Linked DNA regions of Homo sapiens: all the other regions are linked to region 2. The links are chromatin contacts, found by Hi-C or POLR2A ChIA-PET in ENCODE. All regions are on one chromosome and are shown on one strand. The core of a region is the stretch at or near the end of the contact, and the rest is flanking DNA. Distances in the headings are between cores, read along the strand shown. Region 1 holds the start of SLIT2 (slit guidance ligand 2). Region 2 holds the start of DCAF16 (DDB1 and CUL4 associated factor 16). Region 3 holds the start of CD38 (CD38 molecule).

The links. A loop is a pair of places that touch in the nucleus more often than their neighbours do. ChIA-PET counts read pairs that join two places held with the same protein, here RNA polymerase II (POLR2A). Pooled maps may share reads with other maps.
Region 1: a map of ascending aorta shows a loop between it and region 2 (7-fold over the local background). The contact joins the promoter of SLIT2 here to the promoter of DCAF16 in region 2. A Hi-C loop is called at or near these places in 1 of 168 maps with a recorded cell type or tissue (ascending aorta) and 7 of 50 pooled maps. POLR2A ChIA-PET finds 5 or more read pairs at or near these places in 2 of 52 experiments (MCF 10A and PC-9).
Region 3: a map with no recorded cell type shows a loop between it and region 2 (8-fold over the local background). The contact joins the promoter of CD38 here to the promoter of DCAF16 in region 2. A Hi-C loop is called at or near these places in 4 of 37 single-sample maps with no recorded cell type and 4 of 50 pooled maps.

What each region holds. Positions count from the first base shown.
Region 1 is chr4:20,249,568-20,253,290 of GRCh38, forward strand. SLIT2 (slit guidance ligand 2) reads left to right here and starts at 2,338. Exons shown (of 37, transcript NM_004787.4): 1 at 2,338-3,723. RefSeq lists an enhancer at 3,454-3,723.
Region 2 is chr4:17,809,106-17,812,605 of GRCh38, forward strand. It overlaps DCAF16 (DDB1 and CUL4 associated factor 16), which reads right to left and starts at 1,652. Exons shown (of 3, transcript NM_017741.4): 1 at 1,342-1,652. It overlaps NCAPG (non-SMC condensin I complex subunit G), which reads left to right and starts at 1,874. Exons shown (of 21, transcript NM_022346.5): 1 at 1,874-2,083; 2 at 3,116-3,319. The coding sequence starts at 1,973. RefSeq lists enhancers at 1,190-1,279, 1,321-1,832, 1,400-1,559, 1,833-2,345.
Region 3 is chr4:15,776,526-15,780,013 of GRCh38, forward strand. It overlaps CD38 (CD38 molecule), which reads left to right and starts at 1,803. Exons shown (of 8, transcript NM_001775.4): 1 at 1,803-2,122. The coding sequence starts at 1,890. RefSeq lists enhancers at 1,588-2,230, 1,642-2,141 and silencers at 2,272-2,321, 2,512-2,561.

The sequences.
Region 1 (3,723 bases), core at 1,088-3,587, 2.4 Mb after region 2:
TGGTGACAAGAGGCACCACAGAAGGCTTTCTTCAGGCTGGGTTTAACAGTGAAAGAGAAACTCAGAAATTCATATGGGAGCAAAATAATCCATAAAGAATTAAGACCTAGAAGTTAATGTTTCTGAAGCCTGCAAGGCCTTCAACAAACATCCTGCAGTAATACTAATGGAATAATACAGTAATATGTTAAAGGACAGGAGACCTGGTTGTTTATGTATGTATAAAATTCCCCTTATCAACTAAAAAGTTAATAACGCAAAAAATAGTAAGATATGCCTCTCAAGAATTAATTACAGTCTTTCTTTTTTCTGAATGAAATCCACTGAACATAGCTTCTTATTTAAATTGGCTTCAAATTTTAAAAAGATGTTTCTGTAGGCATGTTGCTATGTATGTTAGTTTCTCCTTGGTTTTACACAAAACAGAAAGTGATCAGAGATAGAATGAAACTTGAACTTATGTCTGTGAATTTCACTTATGCAACAATATCAATAATATTATTTATAAATATTTGGAATGCAGGATATGTTCTTGGAATTAAAATATGGAACAACAATTCTATGTGGTGCACAAAGTTGAACACAAACACCTCTTGTTGCTGACAAGATATTAAAGTTGTGAAATTAAATAAATTAATGTATCAGCAACCATATTTAACCACATAATTTACTGGTACACACTAAGGAAAATTCACTGAGGGTTGGGGGAGCTCCTTCCTCAATGACAGGTACTTGTTCTTTATCTCATTTTCCTTACAAGAAAATGTGACAAGGGCTTCTTTTTTCTCCTCCTCAAGGAAGTTACATAACAGACCTTTAAGCTAAAATCTAGAAGGACAAATGAGTTAATAAATGTCAAATGTTTTTGAAGGTTTTAAAAGAATAGAGCAATATAAATCTGTGGCATTAAAATGAGTAATCCTAAGAGTTCCAATTCAGTTATCAGATGGTACCCTGCCTTTGGGCGTGTCCTCGAAAAGGCTTACGTTTTCCAAGGCAGGCAAAATGAGGTAAGTAGGGGTAGCCATTATGAAAGGACATCTTAGAAAATGTTAACCAGGAAAAACGTTAATGAGGATATTGCAGAGATTTTAGGTTGAGCATACTCTTGAGTTAAAGAAATCGGTTACTTATGAGGAAACCTATTATGTGGCAGGCATAGATGCTGGAAATACAAAGAGTTGGACAGGTCTTGCTTTCAAGGAAGCTTCTAATAATTATACAAATAACTACTACAATATGAGGCTGGTATTAGGCGGGGGCTTGCACAAATTCCAGGGAAAGCTTCTTAACGTGGAAATGGGAGGAAGAACAACAATATGATGCATATTAAATCCAAGAGAAGGAGCAGAGTCATTTAGATGTCATTTCAAACTTACAGTGACATTGGCTCTTGCTGGGGGGGAAAGGGGGGCGAGAGAGGCAGCCGTTGCCAGACATACGTCACACTAAAGAGACAAGATGAAACAAGGAAATTCTCTTTCAAAACATAGCGGGGAAAAAAATATCCAGAACTGCCCTGAAATAAAGAAAACCTTCTGGTATAATGTGCGTTGCTAGGGATTTATTTTTTCCCCTCCTTTCTCTCATAAGAGAGTAAAAAATCACACAGATACGTTCAAGCCCTTAAGAGTTTTGTGAGCCTATTGAATATCCAAGACATCAACTGACCACGGTGTGGTTCAGTGTGTGTCTACAAAGGAAGGGTTAAACGGAAGGGGGTGGCTTGGAGATAGAAAGGCAAGCAAGAAGGTTGGAAAATGCTGTTTTCCAACTTGCAAAAACTGAACTTTTCAGCTCCCCAAAATACACGTGTGTGTCTGTAAGCGCAGGCAGATCTATTTCGGTAGGATTTTTCTTAAATTTAAATCATAATTTCTCTGTTTCTGTCTCTCTGTCTCTTGCTGCGCTGCAAAGAGTGAGCAGCCCCCTTAAGGATCGCGTGGCAAAAGCTGCAGGAGAGGCACTGGCAGGGCTGTTTATTTATGAGCCGCGTTCAAAGCCGACCTCTTCCCATTCTCCCACTGCAAACGACTATCTCCGAGCCCAGGTCACCTCTGGGGCCAAGGAGTTGGGGGCTGGGGCTCGGGTGGCTCCTTCTTCGGGCCAAGTTTGCCCGCGCGTGGGAGCGAGGGGGCGAGCCAGGGCGCACGGGAACGCGCGCCGCCAGCCGCCGCCTCCGCCCAGCGCTGGCAGCCCCGGCCTCACCTCTCCCCTCTCCCCAGCGAGGTGCGGGCTCCCAGAGCGGAGCCAGGGGGCGGGCCTGGGCCTCGAGGGGCGGGGTCAGGGGGCGGAGGCTCGGGCGGCTATATAAGGCCCGCGCCGGCTCAACTTCGGACTTGGTGTTATTTATTTGGGAAGCGCCCGGACGGCGGAGCTTGGCGGCGGCGGTGGTGGTGGCTGCCGCAGACTGTGGTTAAAAAAAAGAAGGCGGCGGCGGCGGCGGCGGCGGAGGCGGAGGCAGCTGCGAGGCATGGGAGCGCCGAAGCGCCCAGGCGCAGGCCGAAGCTGCCGCGCTTTCTGGGCACGGCGGGAGTGCTGAGCAGAAAGGGGAGCGCCGGGGGCCCGCAGCCGGCTCCGGAGGCGCGGGCCGGGTTTTTGTTTGGCTACGCTGAGCGCCAGTCAGCCCCAGCGAACAACTCCAGTTACGACAACAACCCACCTTCCTTCCAGACAAGCGAGACTTGGGCTGCTGCGTCCGTCCTATTGTTTAGACACTTGCCAGGGGCTCCGGAGTCGGCAGAGCCACCGAGTCCCCGCTCTGAGTCGTCGCCCTCCCTCTCCCCGACCTCGCTCCCTGGAGCGGGAGGCCAGGAAAGCAGCGGGAGAGGGGAAGGGGCTAGAAGGAGAAGGACTACCCGGGACTGCGGCCGCCGCGTCAGGTGCAGCGCCAGGAGCCGGGCGGCGTCGCCACGCCGGCAGGGGTACCGCCACTGTGGCCTTGGGGGACGGAATTCAAAGCCTGGGAAAAGTTGCTGCACTTTGAGAAGGACGAACCACTAGTGGGAGACCGCCGGGGGCCGGCCGTGGCTCTGCGCCCTCCGGAACCCGGCTCTTGTTTCTTCTACCTTTGCCATCAGGTGTCTGCCGCGGAGCTGCGGCTTATCTGGGAGACGAGCGGGGTTGACACGCGCGCACACACTACTGCCATTCAGCTGCCGCCTGGCTCTGCCTGGAGTAGTGGATCCCACCCGCCCACCTGCCACCGAGCCATTCTCCAGTACGCCCCAGCAGGACGCTGACACCTCCAACCTTGGCCTTTGCCTTTCCACTCCTTCCGGTCTGCCTGGTTTTTAAGTCCGCCCCCAGTCAGTCCCCACTCAGTCTTCGCAGCAGCTCTCATCCTCCACTTGGCCTCTTGGAGTTCCTCGCCGGAGTGCTGACTAGTGGATATTTCTGCCCGGCTGCGGCGGCCCGACTGCCCTTTTGTCTTTTCTGCGTGACCTCGGGGCAGGTCCTGGTGCAGAGCGTCGCCAAGGACGCCGAGCGGGAGGCGGGATTGCCCAGACATCCTTCAGCGAAGTGCATGTGTGTTTGTAAACCATCGTTGGCTGTCGGGAGACCGCGAGGACCGGTCCAGGCTGCGGCGGAGTCGAGGGCGAGGGAGAGGCCGCGTGAGTGAGCAGAGTCCAGAGCCGTGCGCCCCCAGAACTGCGCGTCCGCCCCGTGCACCCCCGCGCGCCATGCCCAGTTGCCCCGCGCGCTCTGCTACGGGCCCGCTGG
Region 2 (3,500 bases), core at 402-2,901:
AACTAGCAGCTGAATATCTACAAAGTTTGAGGAATTAAGCAGGAGAATGGATAAGGTATGGCATATTAATACAATGGAGTACTATAGCAACCTGTCTGTGCCGTAGTTTCCTCATCTTAAAAGAAGATCAAAGTTATCCTACAGGGTTTGTGAGCAGTAAACGAAGTAAAGTGCTTAGCATGGTGTCTGGCACATAATAAAGGTTAATTAAGTGCAAGTTACTATTATGAACATATCAATATGAACCACAGCAATATTGATTGAAAAAAGCCAGATGCACATATAATTATTCATTTAACGGTTAAAACATGCAAAATAGTACAATATCCTCATTCAGGGATTTATTCATGTCATTAATATATTAAAATATGTCATTAAGATATAGAAAGCTGCATGGTAAAAGTTAACAGTAAATTCAGAAAATCCATTACTTCTTCGGAGGGCAGGTAATTCAAAAGGAGAAAGATGTACAGGTGGCTTTAGTAATGTTCTATTTCTTCAGCTGGCAGTAGGTTACTGAGGTGTAGGAGAGGGAAAAACGGCTTCCCTCCATCCTCCTAGGTTCTTTGGCTGGGTTACAAATTAACCTGACATAGACATTAACAAGAAAAAAAACCCGTACTTAATTACATACGCAGAGGAGTCCCACCATGGTCAGATGATTGAATATTATACAGCATCCTACGCTACTCAAGAAATGGGGGCTTGCGGCTTTCTGGGGGATGGTGGCCACAAAGTTGTGGAAAGGTGAGGGGAGGAAATATACGGTGAATAAAAGTTGTCTTGGTATGCAGATAAGATCTCCCAGGTAACAAAAATTATCGCAGAGCTGCCCTCTTTCTGATACAGATCCTTTACTGATGTATATTTCCTCTGTAGATGTCAATTTCTTTTACAACAGGACAGATTTTCAGAGCGACTCCTGTGTCTGCATTTTATCAGAATACCAGCTCAAAATATACTCTAGAAGTATATTGTAGGGTGGCATATTTTGGTCTCCTACAGTCCTATTTTTGGATGGTGCATCCTGAGATCCAACAGAAGTTCTGTCTGATATAATTTCATTTAAAATTTAAAAACCTAGTTCCTACTCTTCTTTATTTTAACCACTACCCGAAAGACCTTTCCATTCTCTTGAGTTCTCCCTTAATACACTGTCCTTATGCACACTTGTAAACAGGGCCTACACAGCTGCACATCTAGAAACGGCAGCAGCTAAGTTAGCCCGCACCCCCCTTCGCAACGATCCCCGGACTGCCTGCACGCCCTGTGGAACCTCGCAGTCGGCTTCACCAGGGCAGGGACTAAGGCCTTCAAAAGACAGCATCCGTCTCCACTAACCTCGGGTCGCCCCGCTCAGCGGACCCAGCAGCGTCGTCTCCCTTCTCAGAGGTGGCCGGGCCTCCGGAACGCGCTACGAACTTTCCTTTGTCGCCGTCTCTCGAAGCGGAGCCCTCGTGTGGGGATCCCCCGCCCTTCGGCCACAAGGGAGGTTGTTATCCTCGGCAGATCTCCCGTTCTCACTCTTGGAGGATCGCTTTTTCTTTCTAGCCTCACGCTCAGCCGCACGACCCAGCCAGGCCTAACGCCAGCAGCCCTTCCCCTCCGGTGGCAAGGCCACTCCGCTCAGCTCCCGCGCCGACGCTACTTCCGGCCGAGTCAAGGCCCCTCCCCCTTAGAAACGCCACTTCCCTCCGTGAAAACGGCTGGACAAGGTTGAACCTAGACGCATGCGCCCAAAGCGCGGGGTGCGAGGTGGGTGGACCCATCGCTTCCCGCTCTCTTCTCCCAAAGCGCTTACGGCAGTCTCGCGGGATTTCCCCCTCTCGCGGGAATTATTTGAACGTTCGAGCGGTAAATACTCCCTGGGGCTGTCATAGAAGACTACTCGGAGAGCGCTGCCTCTGGGTTGGCGGGCTGGCAGGCTGTAGCCGAGCGCGGGCAGGACTCGTCCCGGCAGGGTTCCAGAGCCATGGGAGCGGAAAGGAGGCTGCTGTCGATTAAGGAGGCCTTTCGGCTGGCGCAGCAGCCGCACCAGAACCAGGCGAAGCTGGTGGTGGCGCTGAGCCGCACCTACCGCACGGTAAGCGCTCCCGGCCCCGGCCGCCGCCTCTCGCCCGCCCCGGCCCACCCTCCCTCAGGGGCCCTCCGTGGCCCTCGGGCTCGGCGCACCGTGACTCCAGCCTTGTTCACCTTCGCGACTCACTTCATAGGGATCTGAGGTTCGGAGAAGTCAGGGACTTACCCGAGGTCGCCTGGGCCCAGGCCAGAAAGCCTCCGAAGCCTGGGCGTCGTTCACACGGGCCCCGCCTTGGCTTTTCTGAGCCGACACCCCCAGCTTCTGGGCGGCGTGGACCGTTATTCCTTAGTCCGATCGTGAACGTGGAGAGAAACATTTACGACCACCGAGGCGATCAGACATCAAATATTGAACCGCAGAGTGGATCCTGAATGCGGGGGTTCAGTGGTCGTTGCCCCTGGGGTCATCGCTCCCCGCCGAACATCAAATGATTCTACCCTTGTCCTACGGTTACGTTGAATCCAATCACCAAATACCAAATTATTTTTAGGGCCTGGCCATTCTTATTTATGTACATACTATTTGTTTGTTTTGAGTGGAACCTTGAGAAGAATAGAACAATTAATTTGGGGAAGATGAATTATCTTGAGGTCCAAGAAAAATTGTGAGTAAACATCACAGGGCTTTGAGGATATGAGATAGGATGTGCAAGTTATCTCATAAAGAAACTGCTGGTGATAGGAAGGCCTGAATATGAGAAATATAAAAGCCAGTATTGATTTTGGGTTGTTGAAGAAGCGTATTTGTAACGTACTGGTACTAAAGGCTTATTGAGAATCAAAGATATTGAAAAAAATATATCAAAGGAATCTTTTCACTGTCAAAAGTCAAGCTTGTGTACTCCCATTATAGCCTGGAGAGAAATTCATGCAAATTGATTGCCCTTTGGCTGGTTTGGATAATTAAGAGTTTACTAAATAAATATTTTAATTTGTCTGCATTATTATGGCTAGTGCTTTCATCAGTCTTAGGGTGATGTTGGGAATAAAGGATTTTTATCGGTGCAGTTTATGAAGGGTTTCTTTTGTCTTTCAGATGGATGATAAGACAGTTTTTCATGAGGAGTTCATTCATTACCTTAAATATGTTATGGTGGTCTATAAACGTGAACCAGCTGTGGAGAGGGTAATAGAATTTGCAGCAAAGTTTGTTACCTCATTTCACCAATCAGATATGGAAGATGATGAGGAAGAGGAAGATGGTGGCCTTTTAAATTATTTGTTTACTTTTCTCTTAAAGGTACTATGAAAATGATAGCTTTGGGGAGGGATTTTAGAAAATTTTGCCACTTTAAAAGAGTCGTGGGAGTTTGTATGTTTTTGACAATGAAATATCTAGTGATTGAAAAAACCTGAATGAGTCTACCTTTCATAGGAAATATTAGAATTATCATTATGATTAAAAAGTGGACTTTAACTCC
Region 3 (3,488 bases), core at 553-3,052, 2.0 Mb before region 2:
ATGCAAACCAAAACCACAATGAAATATCATCTCATGCCAGTCAGAATGGTGATCATTAAAAAGTCAATAAACAACAGATGCTGGTGAGGTTGTGGAGAAATAGGAACACTTACACTGTTGATGGGAGTGTAAATTAGTTCAACCATTGTGGAAGACAGTATGGGGATTCCTCAAAGATCTAGAACCAGAAATACCATTTGACCCAGCAATCTCATTACTGGGTATATACCCAAAGGAATATAAATCATTCTGTTATAAAGATACATGCATGCATATGTTCATTGTAGCACTATTCACAATAGCAATGACATGGAATCAACCCAAATGCCCATCAATGACAGACTGGATAAAGACAATGTGGTACATATACACCAGGGAATACTGTGCAGCCACAAAAAGGAACGAGATCATGTCCTTTGCAGGGACATGGATGGAGCTGGAAGCCATTATCCTCAGCAAACTAACACAGGAACAGAAAACCAAGCACTGCATGTTCTCACTTATAAGTGGGAGCTGAACAATGAACACAGGGAGGGGAACAACACACACTGGGGCCTGTTGGGGAGAGTGGAGGGAGGGAGAGCATCAGAAAGAATAGCTAAAACATGAGGGGCTTAATACCTAAGCAATGGATTGATAGGTGCAGCAAACCACCATGGCACACATTTACCTATGTAACAACTCTGCACGTCCTGTACATGTATCCCAGAACTTAAAACAAAATAAAAAAGATAAAAAATAAATAAAACACACAGTCCAAAAAGTCATCCTGTCTTACAGAGCTATGGGTGATCTGGTCTCCTGCTACTTTCCGAACTTCTGTTCTGTTTCCCTCAACCCTCTAGCCTAACTACAATTGGCCTCCTTGCTGCTCTGGAACAGGCCAAGAGCTTTTCTGCCTCAGAGTCTTTGCACCTGCCATTTCCTCTGCTTGGGAAATGTTTGCCCCAAGGGAGTTGGGTGACTTGATCGCTCACATTACTTAGGTCTCTGCTTGAATGTCACAGATGTTCTCTTAATAAAGAAGAGGCAAGAAAAGCCACTTTATTATTTATTAAACTCCCGCATAGAGTGCAGTATTATTACTGTGTGCCAGACCCTGCTTCAAACACATTCCATGGACTATAAAATTGCATCTCTGAGCAGCTCCTAGAGCTGGTAGTAACAACTTACATTTACTGGGTGATTACCATGTGCCAGGTATTGTGCTAAACACGTTGTAGATATTAACTCACTTAATCCTCGTAACAATCCCATGAAGTAGGTACTGCTACTATCCCGGCTTTACATCTGAAGTACAGAGAGGTTAAGTAACTTGCCCCATGTCATCCAGCAAGAACTAAATTTGAACCCAGAGCTTAGCCACTGATGCCTCTTGAGAGAAGGAGTCAGACTTAAGTTGAGTCTTTAAAGGTGGTTGACCAGGCATTTGTCAGAGTTAAGAAAGAGAGGTAGGACATCCTTTTCCAGGCAGAGGGCATTGTGTGCACACACGTATAGAAGCAGGCAGCCCACCCTCATGCTTTCCAGGAAGCAAATGTGGCTCAGGTGTAAAGTGCCCGGTTGATGAAGGGAGTTAGCGGAGGGAGTATAAGGATGTACTGTCTGCCCCCTTAGGACACCTGCAGAGGATTAAGGTGGCTGTTTCTCCCTGGAGGTGGAGTGGGTGGGTCACTGCACAGGAGCCTATAGTTGTTGGTCTTTTAAACTCTTATTGGTGTAACCAGCCACGGAACTCTGAGGCAAGGGGTTGGGGGTGGGAAGGGAAACAGAGAAAAGGCAAGTGAAACAGAAGGGGAGGTGCAGTTTCAGAACCCAGCCAGCCTCTCTCTTGCTGCCTAGCCTCCTGCCGGCCTCATCTTCGCCCAGCCAACCCCGCCTGGAGCCCTATGGCCAACTGCGAGTTCAGCCCGGTGTCCGGGGACAAACCCTGCTGCCGGCTCTCTAGGAGAGCCCAACTCTGTCTTGGCGTCAGTATCCTGGTCCTGATCCTCGTCGTGGTGCTCGCGGTGGTCGTCCCGAGGTGGCGCCAGCAGTGGAGCGGTCCGGGCACCACCAAGCGCTTTCCCGAGACCGTCCTGGCGCGATGCGTCAAGTACACTGAAATTCATCCTGAGATGAGGTGGGTTGGCGACTAAGGCGCACCGGTGGGCACTGCGGGGACAGCAGGGCCCCGCGCGCAGGGAAGCCGCCCGGATCGCCCGGAACCGGGCATCTTCCGTGGCGGGTCAGCCGAGAGCCCGCCGGGTGGTGCTGAGTAGGGAGTCCCGGGCTCGGGGCTCCGCGGGCCGCTTTCAGGAGCAGCTGGCCTTGGCACCGAGCGTGCCCGCGGGAGGCGGGGGGGGGCGCTGCTCGGTGGCTCTGCTGCGTAGCCGGTGAACACTTGGCACCGATGCCCGCCTTCTGGGCAAGGTGCCCTGAGCCCAGCCCCTCGCCGGGCTGCAGCCCACCCTCGGCGCGCTCAGCCCGCTTCACCGCTTCAGGGACGGAATAGAACTCGCAGATGCAGGGTGTCGCTGACATTTTCAACTTTTTCTGCGGTTTCCGCCCGCTGTCTCTGACCCGAAAGTGCCCCCGGACGGTTACAGAGGACACTTAAGTGGTTTGCAAAGCCTGTGGTAGGGGAGGAGGGTGTAGAAGGGCCAAACCACGGAACTTAGTTTTATTCATTTATATAAAGCAGCACTCCGATTCTTTTTGCGCGGCCTGAAATGCATGTGACCAGAGAAGTAATTAACAAAACAATGTCAACTTCTAAAACCGAGACATTACTTAGATGATAAGGCGCAGCAACTCGGTGAATCTGTACAAACCTTGGAAAAAAAACACATTAGTCTATGGGACCTTCCAGTTTTCTCATGCTCCTTTCCAGCTACTAACCTCTCCTAAAGGGAACAACCACTTTTTGGATTTGATTCCCAGGCCTCGCTTTCACCGGGAAATTATCGTTGCTTGTAAAACAGAAGAAGCCGGGAAGGCAGGCAGGGGGAGCTGCTACTTTACACTCTGTGCTTTGGGATAGCAAAATCCCGCATTTAAGCAATCCGAGGAAACGAGCAAATAGACCTCCCTCGCCTCTCCGAGCACACTCAACAGTTCCGGTTGCAAAATGTTTGCCTCCTGGGCTTCCCAGCGTCCCGTTAGTTGTTCTATTTACACATAATTAGATACTTAATGGAGAGAGAAACTAGAAGTTGAGGCGTTCCTCCAGGCTGTATTGTAAAGTATGAAGTGAAATCCAAAATGAAATGGTAATGTTAGAAAGCAACCTCATTAAAAAAAAAAAAAGTAACACTGGTCTTGAAGATCTTTCAATGTGAGTACATAAAGATCTATCTCATTTCTTTTGACAGCCCATAGTATTTCATAAACTAGATGTAACCATTTCCTATTGACAGGAAATTAGCTTGTTTCCAATTTTTCAATCCCATTCATTCATCCAACAAGTATCTGTTGAGCACCCACTATGTTCCAGACAGTGATCTAGC